Regions from separate parts of the Mus musculus genome. Here region 1 is linked to region 2. The links are chromatin loops, found by intact Hi-C in ENCODE. Cell type or tissue: left cerebral cortex. All regions are shown on one strand.

Region 1 (8,000 bases), 110 kb after region 2:
AATTGTGGAACGTGACCATAGAAAAGAAATCCATGTAACTCCAGCCATCAGAGAGTCCCCCCCCCCTTACGTGTAGCCTCTCTTAGTTTAGCAAAGAACCACTTCTGGATCCCTGCCCAGCTTCTCTCTGCAGCCATATGACCCACTGCTTGGTAGCACAGTCAGAAGCCAGAGCACTTTCCCCTCTCCACCTGACTTGCTGCACTCTGTACTCTCACTCCAGACTACACTTTCCTCCTTGAGCCAAAGACACTTCTGGGGTCTAGAGAGATAGCACTGGTTGGAGAGAGAACAGCAGAGGTTGGTACCTAAGCTGGGTTATAGTTCAGACTGAGAGAAAGTCTTCTCCATTGAGGTGATCAGGAGAGTAGACATAGTCACTCAGCCACAGGAAACCCAGGAACACTGGGTTGAGACAACTAGGCTTCACATCTTCTCTATGGGTCTCAAGAGGACCACCACCCTCGCCCACCCCTACAAGAGTAACCTAGACCTTGTGTGGACTCCCCCTGCTCTCCCCCTCCCCCAGACACTGAAACCAACAGAAGAAAGAGGAACTTCAGGAAGCATCCCCTGTCACCCACTTTCAATCCTGTTCTTAGTAGGTACTGGGTTGGGAGAAGTGTGATGTTCACACCTCTGGGGCAAAGACTGTAAATCCTGGAAGGATGAGGCAGAGCTCAGAGCTGGGCTGTTAGAAGCACAGTGACAAAGCAAAAATAGCAGCAATCTTCTTCACGCGGCTCCACATGTGAGTGTGGTCAGCTGAGAAACTGGAGAGAGCCACAGCCTAGGGAGAGCACTGGGCCTTTCCAGACCTAGTAGATGGAAGATCACAGGAGGATGGGGAGGAGTTGACAGATCAGCCCCCCAAAAAATGGCCTGTGTGTTGCAGAGAAAAGGTGCCTACCTGCAGCCTGGGATCAAGCAGGAAGACTCCAGAGTTCCCACACACAGAAGAACGGACCACTAAAGCTGCTGACACATACAGACAACCAGAGTAAGCCTCAAGGAGTTAATGGGAGAGACCCAGAAGGCTGAGGATCTGGCCTGGCCAGGAGACTGGTGGACCGAGGAAGGCTGAGGCAGCAGAGGAAAGAAAAGCCAGTTTAGAAAGGGTAAGGAGAGGCCTACAGGATTGAGAGAACAGGTAAAGAGGGAATGGGGAAGGTTCACCGGGAAAGGCTGATGTACCTACCTGAGAGAGCTAAAGTTAGAGTGGATGACCTGGAGCTCAGAGTTCAAGACCAGCATTGGATAGTGAATTCCAGGAATGAAGCTGAAAGAAGGTAAATTTCTTAAGAGGAAGGCTACCACCTATGGAACTCTGGGGACCTGGCAGTACCGATGCAGGTATGGTTCCTGCAGTACCAATACAAGTATGGATCATGCACTAGAGATATGGGTGTGGACCAGGCAGTACAATGCAGTTCGGGACCCACAGTACATTTGTGATGGGGAACAGGCATACAAATACAGATGAGGACAAGGCAGTAGAGCTGTAGGTGGAGGCGTACAGCTCTCGGTAGGGAACGGGTAGTACATGTGTAGGAGGCAACCAGGCATTACAGCTCTGAGTAGGGACCAAGCAGTACAGCAGTAGGTAGGGAACAGGCAGTACAGCTCTGGATAGAGACCAGGCAGTACAGCTATGGGTAAGGACCAGGGAGTACAGCTCTGGGTGGGAACCAGGCAGTAGGGCTCTGGGTGGGAACCAGGCAGTAGGGCTCTGGGTAGTGAACAGGCAGTACAGCTCTGGAAAGAGACCAGGCAGTACAGCTGTGCGTGGGAATCAGGCAGTAGAGCTCTGGGTAGGAAACAGGCAGTACAGCTCTGGATAGAGACCAGGCAGTACAGCTGTGGGTAGGGACCAGGCAGTACAGCTCTGTGTGGGGACCAGGCAGTACAGCTCTATGTGGGGACCAGGCAGTACAGCTGTGGCTAGGGCCCAGGCAGTACAGCTGTGGGTAGGGATGAGGCAGTAGAGCTATGGGTAGAAACCAGGCAGTGCAGCTTTGGGTAGGGAGCAGGCAGTATTGCTGGGTGTAGGGACCAGGCAGTACAGCTGTGGGTAGTGAACAGGCAGTACAGCTGTGGATGAGGACCAGGCAGTACAGCTGTGGGTTGGAACCAGGCAGTACAGCTGTGGGTGGGGACTTGGCAGTACAGCTGTGGGTAGGGACCAGGCAGTACAGCTGTGGGTAGGGACCAGGCAGTACAGCTCTGGGTGGGGACCAGGCAGTACAGCTCTGAGTAGGGACCAGGCAGTACAGCTCTGGGTAGGGACCAGGCAGTACAGCTCTGGGTGGGGAACAGGCAGTACAGCTCTGGGTGGGAACCAGGCAGTAGGGCTCTGGGTAGTGAACAGGCAGTACAGCTCTGGATAGAGACCAGGCAGTACAGCTGTGCGTGGGAATCAGGCAGTAGAGCTCTGGGTAGGGAACAAGCAATATAGCTGTGGCTAGGGCCCAGGCAGTACAGCTGTGGGTAGGGTCCAGGCAGTACAGCTCTGGGTGGGGACCAGGCAGTACAGCTGTGGCTAGGGCCCAGGCAGTACAGCTGTGCCTAGGAATGAGGCAGTAGAGCTTTGGGTTGGGACCAGGCAGTGCAGCTTTGGGTAGGGAACAGGCAGTATTGCTCTGCATAGGGACAAGGCAGTACAGCTGAGTAGAGACCAGGCAGTACAGCTCTGCGAAGGGAACAGGCAGTACAGCTCTGGATAGACACCAGTCAGTACAGTCTTGGGTGGGAACCAGACAGTACAGCTGTGGGTGGGGACCAGGCAGTACAGCTGTGGATGAGGACCAGACAGTACAGCTGTGGGTGGGGACCAGGCAGTACAGTTCTGGGTGGGGAACAGGCAGTATAGCTGTGGGTAGGGACCAGGCAGACCGGCTCTGGGTAGGCAACAGGCAGTACAGCTGTGGGTGAGGACCAGGTAGTACAGCTCTGGGTGGGTATCAGGCAGTATTCCCTTGGGTAGGGACCAGGCAGTACAGCTGTGGGTGGGAACCCGGCAGTACAGCTATGGGTTGGGACCGGGCAGTACAGCTGTGGCTAGGGCCCAGGCAGTACAGCTGTGCGAAGGGATGAGGCAGTAGAGATGTGGGTAGAGACCAGGCAGTGCAGCTTTGGGTAGGGAACAGACAGTATTGCTCTGCATAGGGACAAGGCAGTACAGCTCTGAGTAGGGACCAGGCAGTACAGCTCTGCGAAGGGAACAGGCAGTACAGCTGAGAGTAGGGACCAGGCAGACCACTCTGGGTGGGGAACAGGCAGTATAGCTGTGGGTAGGGACCAGGCAGACCGGCTCTGGGTAGGCAACAGGCAGTACAGCTGTGGGTGAGGACCAGGTAGTAAAGCTCTGGGTGGGTATCAGGCAGTATTCCCTTGGGTAGGGACCAGGCAGTACAGCTGTGGGTAGGGTCCAGGCAGTACAGCTATGGGTTGGGACCGGGCAGTACAGCTGTGGCTAGGGCCCAGGCAGTACAGCTGTGCGTAGGGATGAGGCAGTAGAGATGTGGGTAGAGACCAGGCAGTGCAGCTTTGGGTAGGGAACAGACAGTATTGCTCTGCATAGGGACAAGGCAGTACAGCTCTGAGTAGGGACCAGGCAGTACAGCGCTGCGAAGGGAACAGGCAGTACAGCTGAGAGTAGGGACCAGGCAGACCACTCTGGGTGGGGACCAGGCAGTACAGCTGTGGGTGGCAAACAGGCAGCACAGGTGCAGGTGACCTAATGAGAGGTGAGTAGTACAGAGCCATGATACCTCCAAAAGCTCAGAAACACTGGCAGAGCAGCTATGGGGAATCTGGGGCTGGTGGTACATGGGAGGAACAAGCTAAACAGCTCTAAGTAAGCTGGGCTGGTGGAGGTAGAGGAAACAAACAAAGGACCTACACAGGGGCCAAGGGCCTAGGCAGGTGTGGTTAACAGGGGACCAGGACACTCTCCAGGGACCAAAAAAAGCTTTACAGGAGTACTGGCACAGAAAGGAGTTGGGAAGGCAAGCTGAACCTCTTTAAGATACTGTGGCAGTTGTCAGAGTCTGCACCTCAGAGCTACCCTAGGGACTACTGGACAAATCAGAGCAGCTAAAGGGGATCTGGGAATGAGAGGAATGTGGGGGGCCAGTGCTAGAAGCTCATGGGAGTTGCTGATGTCAGGAATGTGGGGGACCAGAAATAGCACATATGTGGGGAGCAGGGGATGGTAGGAATGTGGGAACCAGACCTAGAAGTTAGAAAGGAGCTGATGCAGGTCTGAGTGTGAGGAGCCAGACCTTGCAGCTATGGGGGAGTTGTGGTAGGTGGGAGTGTTAGGGACCAGTGCTAGAAGTCACGAGGCAGCTGGGGATGGTAGGAATGTGGAGATCACTCCTGGCAGCTATGGGGGAGCTGAGGATGGTAGGAGTGTGAGGCCAAGACCTAAAAGCTATTGGGGAGCTGGGGATAGTAGGAAGTGGGCAACCAGCCCAAGCAGCTATGGGGTAGCTGGTGATGGTAGGAATGGGGAAAATAATGTTTGCAGCTACAGAGGAGCTAGAGACAGTAGTACAAAATCCTAGCAGTTATGGGGGAGGTGGATATGGTAGGAAAGAGAGTAAATGCTCCCAGCAGCTGTGGGACAGATGGGGAAAGTAGGATTATGGGCATCACTCCTGAAAGCTATGAGAAAGCTGAGGATGGTAAGAATGTGGGGGACCAGTCCTAGCAGCTATGGAGGAGTTTATATACCTAAGGCTGGTAGGAGTATAAGGGACCAGATGTGCAGCTATGGGGTTCTGGGATAAATGGGAATTAAATGGACCAGATTCAGTAGCTATGGTGGAACTTTGGAACGTAGGTGATCATGGAGAAAATCTATGGTGCAACTGGGACAGGTGAGGTGTGAGGAACCAGGCCCAACAACTATGAAAAACTTAAGGAAAGTAGTGATGTGGGAAGCTATATTTCCCAGGTATGGGGGAGCTGGGTCATGTGGAAATATGAGAGGATAAAACCTGCAGCCATGGGGAAACTTTGAAGTATAAAAAAGTGTAATGAGGAGCTAAAGCAGAGCTGAAACAGATGCTATGGACAAGTTAAAGAAAGTGGGAATATGAGGGACCAATCCAAGGACCTATGGAAGGACTGGGGCAGGTGAGGGTATAGGACATGAGGGAAAACAGCTACAGAATAGCTGGGGTTTATGGGAAGGGAGGTGTTACCCTGAGCAGCTATAGGATAACTTGGGCAAGTCTGTATCAGGGGAGACAGGGCAGGTAGCTTACAGAGAACAAGGACTAGTGGTGCTATGGAGCAAAGTCAAGCACCTACAGGAGATCTGGGGCAAAGAGAGATACCAGGAATGACTGAGGGTCTACACAGAGTCTGGGGAAGGTCGAAGAAAACATGAGAGCTCAAAAACCAGGATAACCCTGAGCAGACGTGAGTGAGAGACATGCTGAGCATTTACAGAGGGTGTAGTAAGTATCAGAGTTAGGGTCCCAGAGCAGCTGCATGAGGTTAGGTGACAGAGCAGTGGCAAGGTCTCTGGGACAGGTGGGAGTGGTAGAACACAGAGAAGACCTACAGCTCTGGGGACCAAGCTGAGCAATTACAGGGGAAGTGGAGCTAGTGGAGTTGTAGGACAAAAGGCAATATAACCACAGGAGATCTGGAGAAGAGAGGAGTATGAGAGACCATGCCAAGTAGTCACTGAAGAGCTGGGGTTGTTATCAGGGGACAAGGAAACGGGCCAAGCAGCTCAATAGAGGTTGGAGACTTGTTAGCCTGTAGAGAACCAGGCCACACTGCTTGCTTGGTTCAGAGGTTTGAGAGGAGAGGGGCACATGGGGTCCACAGAAACTCTAGAAACTTAGGGGACAGGGATCAGAATCTGCAGGGGAGCTGGAACAGGTAAAGATAAAAGGAATGAAGTATCTGTAAGAGAGTAAGAAAGATGGGATTAATGGGCATCCAGGAAAACCCCAGGAGGTAACCCCAACAGGGATGTCTGGGAGCTCAGGTCAGACTTGCATCAAAAGCACAGGGGAAGGATAGGTGGTAGAAGGGTTCCAATCCATCCTGCCAGGCCAATGCAGCAGCCAGGAAGGAGGGTAGCAAACCATCAGGACTGGGGCAGCTGTAGCCAGCAGGGTGTGAGACACAGGGATGAGGTTGAATCAACCTGGCAAGCAGTGCAACTTAGTGGGCAGGGGGATGATTTAGCTACCCTGACTTCATGCTGACAGGGACAGAAGGATATGAAAACCAAGAGCTCCTGGATGCAGCTAATGCAGCTGCTCTGGTGGTGGGGAAAGGACTAAGCACCTGTTAGCTAATGAGACCAGCACAGGAAAACTAGCAACATGGAGCTTGTGGAAAGCTTCCAGAGCTGGGAGCATGGGAGAACAGGACACTGTGAGATCCACAGGATCTAGGGGCTCATCTCAGACGGTGAAGAAGAGTGAAAAACTCTGCTCAGGACCTCTTCACAGAGGAGAACGTCCTGTGGACCCAGGAAGTGACAAGGGTCCTCCCTTACACACTTCATGGCAGAGGAGTGAGGGGGCTCAGGCTGAAGGAGCAGTTGTGTCTCAGCTGGATAAGGAAGACAGAAGGAAGAGAAGGGAAAGGGTTGGAAAGGACTCCGGGCTCTACGGAATTCAGGCAGAAGAACAACTTGGCTGCAGAGAGTCCTGGAGGCCAGGAGAGTTGTCTGATTGAGCAGAAACATAGGCAGGAAAAGGCCCTGGCACTGACATTCTCAAACAAACCGTATGAGTTAAAGTTCTAGTGTCAGAGGCCCAAGCTCGGATCCTCGAACATTATGGGAGCATATAAGGCAGGAGGGGAATCCTCCTATGAGAGCATGAAGTAGCCTGAGTTGACCCACAGAAGAGTGGTGGGGTAACTCTCAGAGTTTGAGCAGGGGATTGTGGAAGGTAGTGTACAGGAGAGATGGAAAGACCAGAAAGGACCTGGGAGTAAGAATGAATTGAGCATTGGTGTTAATTTACTTCAATGAAAGCAGAGGCAAGGAAAATAGTTGACAAACTAATACTCTTTTGAAACCCAGAACTCATTGTTCAGTATGAGTTTCCATACAAATGAGAAAAAATGTGCTATTATAATTAAAAGAGAATTAACCCGTGTCAACAGGGATGGAGGACAAGATGTCTTCCTGAGGAATGCACCACACACTCGTATTTCCAGGGCTAGGGTAAGACAAAGAGACTTTTCTGGGTCCTGGCAACATTAGCGCTATCAAGGAGGACTCCAAAAATGCATAGAATGAGGAAGGAGGAGAAAGTTGGCTGATATTCTCAGGTTCTCATCAGGAGACTGAGCTGTGTAGCACAACTACCAGATAGTAACCAGCTAGGTCAAGGCACAAAGGCTGCGTACAAATAGAATGTGTAGGATAGGGGGTTGTTGGGGATCCTTAGGAAGCAGGGAGTAAGGTCCAAAGAGAACTAAAGTCATATTAGAACCTAAAATAGAGATTTAGGGAAAAGAGCTTGCATAAGGGTAGAAGGTATTTCTGAAGACCTTCATCAATGAATGATCAGGTTTCATGGGGCTGGAGAGACTGCTCAGTGGTTAAAAACAATAGCTGCTCTTCCAGAGGATCCATATTCAGTTGCCAACAACCAAATGGCATCTTACAGCTATCTGTAAGAAACGCCAGTTACAGGGTATTCAGTGCTCCCTTCAACCAGAACAGCCATCTGGAACACACATTATACACAAATTCATACATAGAAAATAAAATACATGGAAAAATTAAGGTCAGGTTACAGCATCAAGTGAAAGAAACTGATAACCCTGCCTGTCTCAAAGCAACTGAAAAAGACACCGTCTTTAAAGCCAAGCTAAGACCAGAGCCTCTCCAAATTTATGAGGCCACAGATATCAGAAACCCTCACACATCCTCCTTTCTTGCAGCCAAAACAACAGCCCCATCGGTCTATCCACTGGCCCCTGTGTGTGGAGGTACAACTGGCTCCTCGGTG
Region 2 (8,000 bases):
GAGATCACAAAGAGTCCTCATAATTGGGATTAGTGTCCTTGTTAAACAAGCTAGAAAGACCCTTCACCCAGACACTATGAAACAGAGCTGTCCATAGATGTGTAAATGAGTCCTGTAGGGTATGGAAACTACTAGAATCTTTGTCTTAGACCTTCAGACTCAGAATGATGAAAAGTACATTTCTGATATTTATGATTCACTTGGTTCAAGGTATATTTTTGTAGGCACCCAAGTAGACCAAGGCATCAGTCAACATCCTTTAGTATGATAGAGTCAAAACAAGACCCAGATTCATGTTGTACATCAACAGATGATAACACAGGGTGATGGGAAGGATCTCAATGTCAGTTCGATTCTCTTGCTCCCTTACTCTATCCTCTACTGTGTGGAGAGCAGGAGGGAGGATACATTAGGAGATAACATCTTCCCTTCACCATTCTGGCTATTCCTCTCACTATTCCCCTTGATGAACTTGGATCCTATTAGCATCTGTACTCACAGCTCAGTGCACTGTGGTCTCACATTCCATATGTTGGCCTTGGGATCAACCTCGAATTTCCTATTTAAAACATCCAAAGTGGAATGCCTGTGTGTGCTTGAACCATGGCCCTCAGGGGTATCCTTGTCCTAGATTTGAACTTAAAAACCTGAGTCCTAGTGTGGACAAAAACCAGATGACATTGATGGAAAGGCCATGAGCTAAAGCTCACAGATGTCCCTGAGTGTGTTCACAAGAGTCTTCATGACAGACTGTAGGAGACGTGATACCATGTGATGTGATATCAAAGCCAGAGGCTGTGCTGCTGGCTGTGAAGATGGAGCAAGAGGCCACAGAACATGAAAGGTAGCACCAGAGGTAAAAATGGAGGAAAATGAAGCTGTCCCAGCTAAGTGGCACTTAAAGCTGCCGTGGTAAAGAACAACCCTCCTCTGTCCACTGACCTATCCCACCCTTCTAGGTAACCAGGTTCCTGCACATACTCTGAGCACTCCTTCTTCCCTTTCTCTTCTCTGTTCCTCTTCACCCTCTCAGCAGATCCCACTTGCTCTCCTCAGTCTACCCAGACAACTGCCTTGCCCTCAGTTTCCCACAGCTATTGCAACCTGTGCCCTCATTGCACCTAGACCTTGGCAGGCTGCAGCCTCAGTGTTCTCTCCACCTACCCTGTACTGCAGAACCAGCCAGGCACTGGTCTTTCAAGGCCCACAAAGCTTCCTGTGAAAGTCATAAAGGCAAGTCTTAATAAAAAGACCCAGGACATTGACTCTAACCCTGTGCTGGGCCCTTGTATGAAAACTTGATGCAAACTAACATCGTCTGAGAAGAGGGATTGAGAAAATGCCTCCATAAGATCGGGCTGAAAGCAAACCTGTAGAGCATTTTCTTAATAACTTTTTAATTTGGAAGTGCCCACTCTACTGTGGGTGGTGCTATCCCTGAGGTGGTGGTCTTGAGTCCTATAAGAAAATAGGCTGAGCAAGCCATGAGGAGCAAGGCAGTAAGCAGCACTCGGCAGGGCCTCTGCATCAGTTTCTGCCTCCAGGTTCCTGCCCTACCTGAATTCCAGTCCTGGCTTCCTTCAGTGATGGATCACAATCTGGAAAATGAAAGGCAAATAAACCCTTTCTTCTCCAACTTTGCTTTTGGTCATGATGTTTCATCACAGCAATGGTGACCCTAACTAAGGCAGATTCCAACCCCAACTTTTCTACTCTTGACTGTACCTGCTCTTGGGGTGCACATAGCACATACAGCCCGTGTTCTTCCCAAGCATCCAGAATCCCATGACGGGCATCATGATAACCCCACTTCTTTGAAGCCAACTGACTACCCTAAGTGCAGCAGAACTCTTGCCCCACCTTCCCTGTGAGAACGCTGTGCTGACCCCAGATTTCAGCACATAGTTAACTCCAGGAAGGGGCATCTGCGAGGCTCCTAGAATGCCACCAGGTTGAGATCATAGACATATCTTCCTCATAGCCTCCCATCCCCACCATAGACATGCCAGGTCTCTTCTCTGCTTAATTCTCTAAGGAGATTCTTTTTCTCTCTGTGGCCCAGCAGCAACTATCACTTGCCAAACCACACAACAAAACTCCAGTGACCACCACCACCCCAAGACCCCATTCTCCCCAGAGCATTGTCCACTATTCCCATAGGCTGCCATGGAAGCCACAAACTTTATGCCATTGTCCCTTAAACGCCTACATAAACCACAGGTCCATGTGGCCCTTTCAAAGTACCCATCTGTTATGGAAACCCACCACAAATTAAACCCACCAGAAATTAAGTTCCATAGGCCCACAGGCCTAGAGATCTACTTAACTTTTAAACTGCAAGTCTTGCTTACTCTCTGAGGCTCCCACACCTTCAAAACCAGCATCCACACCACCTCTCTTTGCAATGTGTCAGTAACCTCTTTTTCTCTGGCGTCACTTCTGATACTACCCTCTTTCTCACTTGTCCATTTGGTTTTTTTACTCTGATTCCAGGACACAGAGAGCAAAGGAGAATCAGAGGACTGTGTGTGAATGGATAAATGAGAGAGTGAGTGAATCGCTAGCAACCTTAAGGGGGCTGTGGGCTACAAGAGGCATTGGCTTCACAGCTGCCCTGAGAATACCCATCCCAAACTTCTAGAGAAAGCCATCTAGAAGAATAACTGTCACCACCCCTGTTGCCCCCAAGTAATGACTCCCAGAGTTTTGTTTTGGTTTGGTTTGTTTTTTTTTCTGGCTTTGTGTTTACAGTAGAACCTATCAATAAGCCACTGGGTGTCAGAGAAAATATGGGTTACCAAAATCCAAGGCCCAAACTCTGTAACCTCTCCTAAGAGTCGGCGCTGTTTGGTTCATTGCAACTTTTCTAAATCTAAAATTCATTATGAAAACTACACCGTGATGTTCATGGTCATTGTCAAGCATAAAGAGCCAAAACTCGTGGAGCACATTCCCAGCTCTGCCACGTGAGCTCATAACCTGCAACCAGGTTATGCATGCCTCCCCTCCCCTCCCCTCCTCTCCCCTCCTCTCCCCTCCCCTCCTCTTCTCTCCTCTCCCCCCTTTCCCCTCCCCTCCCCTCCTCTTCCCTCCTCTTGATTCAGGAGTGTCAGATTATACAGGACCACTACACTACAGAAATCTACCCAGTGGAGTCATGTGACACACTCATGGCCCCTGGATTCCGTAAACCCATGGGTTGATACCATTCCCACAGACAAAGCCACAAGCTGTAAATCAGTCCTATCACTCAGGCAGGAACTCACAGCTCATTCCCACCAACAGCCTCCTCACAGGTGGCTACTGAGCAGAAGCGTCTGTTTCCAAATGTGGCAACAAACAGGACACACTCCTACCCACACTGAAACCAGAGCCTTTACCCACCAGCAGCCTGGGACCCCTCTCTCAGCTTGAGGATTGAAACTTTAGTGCCTAGCAGAAGCTGGACTTCAGTATAGAGTAAAAAGTATAGACAGACCTGCAAGTCTCCAAATGCAGCTCTGCAGCCCACAATCTGGCCACCCTATGAATGCCCTGGCTGAATTTATTCTGGAATATATGCAATTCAAATCGAATGGAGGATGAAAGAAATCAATAGAATTAGTTTCTGTCCTTATCGTGAGTACAAAAAAGTAAATTATGGCTTGGAGGATCAACGAGACTAGAAGGAATCCTAGGGAATATGTATATTGTTTCTGGGTGAATAACCACTTTCTGAGAACACCAAAACATGGTTTAATAAAGTAAGACAGACATATTTAACCACAGAGGAAAGTTATTCAGTTTACATATTGATCACAGACCCCTCCAATCCCCTCTCACACAGAACTTCCTGCCTCCGATCATCCCTCCCCATTTCGTCTAAGAAGGGAGAGGACCCCTATGTATCAACCCACCACCCCACATCAAGTCATTGCATAGCTGTTTCCTATACCACTGAGACCAGACATGGCAGCCCAAGTATGGGAATGGGATCCACAGGAAAGCAACGGAGTCAGACACAGTGACCTGCATGAAGAACAAGTTGTACACCTGCTACATATTGGGAGGGGGTGTCTAGGTCCAGCCCTTGTATGCTCTTTAGTTGGTGGTTCAGTCTCTGAAAGCCCGCAAGAGTCCAGGTTAGTTGACTCTGTTGGTCTCCTTATGGAGTTCCTATCCACTCCCAGTCCCTGAATCCTTCCCCCAACTCTCCCACAAGACTCCCCACAGCTCAGTCTAATGTTTGACTGAAAGTCTTTGAATCTGTTCAAGTCAGCTGCTAGGTGAAGCCTCTCAGAGGACAGTATGCTAGGCTCCTGTCTGCAAATGCATTAACAATGTCAGGGATTGGTTCTAGCCCATGGGATGGATCTCAAACTGAGTCAGTCATTGGCTGGCCATTCCCTCAATCTCTGCTCCATCTTTGTCCTTCCACATCTTGTAGGCAACACAAATTTGGGGTGGAAGTTTTTGTGGGTGGGGTGCTGTCTTTATCCCTCTGCTGGGAGTCCTGCCAGTTTACAGATTACAGTTTACAGTTCACTTCAAGCTCCATATGTCCCACTGCTAGGAATCTCAGCTAGATTCATTCCCAGAGATTCCCCAAAGCCTCCCCCACTCCAGATCTCCAGCACATCCTAGAGATGCTCCCTCCCCCTACAAGCAACTTTTTTTTCATTCTCTCTTCCAAACTCTCCCTACACAGATCTGCCCCTGACTGTTTCCTGGCCCATCCTCTCTCCCATACAGTTCCCTCCCTCCATTCACCTCAGATGTCTATTTTATTTCCCCTTCTGCATAAGATTCTAGCATCCTCCCTTGGGTCCTTCTTGTTATTTGGAATCTTTGGGTCTATGGAATACAGCATGGTTATCCTGTACTTTATGGCTAATATCCACTTATACGTGAGTATATACCATCCATGTCCTTTGGGAGCTGGGTTACCTAACTCAGGATGACATTTTCTAGTCCCATCCATTTGCCTGCAAAATTCATGATATCCTTGCTTTCAAAAGCTGACTAGTATTCCATTGTGTAGCAATTAAATGTGAACCACATTTTATTTATCCATTTTTTTTCAGTTGAGGGGCATCTGGGTTGTTTCCAGTTTCTGGCTATTGTGAATAAAGCTGCTATGAACATAGTTGAGCAAGTGTCCTTGTGGTATGGTGAAGCATCATTTGGGTATATGCCCAAAAGTGGTATAGCTGGGTCTTGAGGTAGAACTATTCCAAAATTTCTGAGAAACTTCCAAGTTGTTTTCCAACATGGTTTACAAGTTTGCATCCCCACCAACAGTGGATTATTTCCCTTGCTCCAGATTCTCAGCAGCAGCATTAGCTGTCGCCTGAGTTTTTGATTTTAGCTATTCTGATGGATATAAGGTGGAATCTCAGAGTCTTTTGATTTGCATTTCCCTGATGACTAAGGACTGTGAACATTCCTTTAAGTGTTTCTTGGCTATTAGAGATTCCTCTGTTGAGAATTCTCTGTTTAGCTCTGTACCTCACTTTTTAATTGGGTTCTTTGGTTTGTTGGTGTCTGGCTTCTTGAGTACTTTATATATTTTGGATATAAGCCCTCCTGTCAGGTGTAGGATTGGTGAAGATCTTTTCCTTTTCCATAGGCTGCCATTTTACCCAATTGACAGTGTCCTTAGTCTTACAGAAGTTTGTCAGTTTCACAAGGTCCCATTTATTAATTGCTGACCTTAGTGGTTGAGCTATTCATGTTGAACTCAGGAAGTTGTCTCCTGCACCAAACAATGTGCTCCAGGCTATTCTCAACTTTCTCTTGTTAGGTTTAATGTATCTGGTTTTACCTTGAGGTTTTTTATCCACTTGAAGTTGAGTGTTGTGCTGGTTGATAAATATAGATCTATTTGCATTCTTCTACATGCAGACATCCAATTAAAGCAGCACCATTTGCTGAACATGTGTCCCTGTCTCCATTGTATGGTTTTGGCTTCTTGGTCAAAAATCAAGTGTCCATAGGTGTGTGGGTTTATTTCCAGGTCTTTGATTCAATTCTATTCATCAACCTGTCTGTTTCTATACTAGTATCATGAATTTTTTATTACTATTGCTCTGTAGTACAGCTTGGAGTCAGAGATGGTGAACCTCCAAAAGATCTATTTTACAGAATTTTTTTTAAGCTTTATTTTTTTTAATATTTTTAATTAGGTATTTTCCTCATTTACATTTCCAATGCTATCCCAAAAGTCCCCCATACCCTCCCCCCCCACTCCCTTACCCACCCACTCCCACTTTTTGGCCCTGGTGTTCCCCTGTACTGGGGCATATAAAGTTTGCAAGTCCAATAGGCCTCTCTTTCCAGTGATGGCCAACTAGGCCATCTTTTGATACATATGCAGCTAGAGTCAAGAGCTCCGGGTACTGGTTAGTTCATAATGTTGTTCCACCTATAGGGTTGCAGATCCCTTTAGCTCCTTGGGCACTTTCTCTAGCTCCTCCATTGGGGGCCCTGTGATCCATCCAATAGCTGACTGTGAGCATCCACTTCTGTGTTTGCTAGGCCCTGGCATAGTCTCACAAGAGACAGCTATATACTGGGTTTTTTGTTCTTCCAATTGAAGTTGAGAATTTTTTTTAAGGTTTATAAAGAATCATGCTGGAATTTTTACATGTATTGCATTGAATCTGTAGATTGCTTTTGGTAAGATGGCCATTTTCCTATGTTAATCCTACTGGTCCATGGCCATAAGAGATCTTTCCATCTTCAGATATCTCTTCCTATTTCTTTCCTCAGAGACATAAAGTTCTTGCCATACTTTTTATTTTTTATTTTCTTTTATTGGATATTTTTATTTATTTACATTCCACAAACCCCCTGTCTCATTCCCCTCCCCCTGCTTCTATGAGAATGCTCCCCAACTCACCCACCTACTCCAGCCTCCCTGCCCTCACCTTCCCCTACACTGGGGCACCAAACCTTCACAGGACCAAGGGCCTCTCCACCCATTGATGCCCTATAAGGCCATCCTCTGCTAAATATGCGGCTGGAACCATGGGCTGTTCCATGTGTACTCTTTGGTTGGTGTTTTAGTCCCTGGAAGCTCTGGGAGATCTGGATACTTGATATTGTTGTTCTTCCTATGGGATTGCAAACCCCTTCAGCTCCTTCATTCCTTTCTCTAACTCCTCCATTGGGGACCCTGTGCTCAGTCTAATGGTTGGCTGCTAGCATCTGCCTCTGTATTTGTCAGACTCTGGCAGAGCCTCTCAGGAGACAGCTATATCAGGTCAGCAAGCACTTCTTGGCCTCTGCAATAGTGTCTGGGTTTGGTGTCTGTATGTGGTATGGATCCCCAGGTGGGGCAGTCTAGCAGCTTCACAGCACACCTGAAAGCTCTGGAACAAAAAGGAAGCAAATACACCCAAGAGGAGTAGGTGGCAAGAAATAATCAAACTCGGGGCTGAAATCAACCAAATAGAAACAAAAAGAACTATACAAAGAATCAACAAAACCAGGAGCTGGTTCTTTGAGAAAATCAACAGGATAGACAGACCCTTAGCCAGACTCACTAGAGAGCACAGGGCCAGCATCCTAATTAAAATCAGGAATGAAAAGGGAGACATAACAGAAACTGAAGAAATTTTTAAAAAAATCAGATCCTACTACAAAAGTCTATACTCAACAAAACCAGAAAACCTGGAATGAAGCTGACTTAATCACAGTGGATGATGTTTTGATATGTTCTTAGATTCAGTTTGCAAGTATTTTACTGAGTATTTTTGCATTAATGTTTATACAGAAATATTTCTGAAATTCTCTTTTTTTTTGTTGTTGAGTCTTTGTGTGGGTCAGGTAGCAGGGTGACTGTGGCCTCATAGAATGAGTTTGGCAATGTTCCGTCTGTTTCTGTTTTGTGGAATGGTTTGAGGAATATTGGTATTACCGCTTCTTTGAAAATTCAGTAAAATTATGCACTAAAACCATCTGGCCATGGACTTCTCTTGGTTGAGAAACTCTTTTTTTGGATTTTTCTTTTATTATTA

Evidence for each region. Peaks named below come from ENCODE experiments on the same cell type or tissue, not always from the same donor. Only the 100,000 strongest peaks of a DNase experiment are listed, where the experiment ranks them.
Region 1: a loop joins it to region 2, with 13 times the contacts of the local background. A loop is called at or near these places in 3 of 42 quality-filtered maps.

What each region holds. Positions count from the first base shown.
Region 1 is chr12:113,288,865-113,296,864 of GRCm38, reverse strand. It overlaps Igh and Ighg2c. Among named protein-coding and RNA genes, the nearest start is that of Gm25622, 79 kb to the right of the region's middle. In left cerebral cortex, no CTCF peak of the experiment used is centred here; DNase peaks (open chromatin) are centred at 694, 4,311 and 4,605; H3K27ac peaks cover 733 bases.
Region 2 is chr12:113,398,287-113,406,286 of GRCm38, reverse strand. It overlaps Igh. Among named protein-coding and RNA genes, the nearest start is that of Adam6b, 87 kb to the left of the region's middle. In left cerebral cortex, no CTCF peak of the experiment used is centred here; a DNase peak (open chromatin) is centred at 4,486.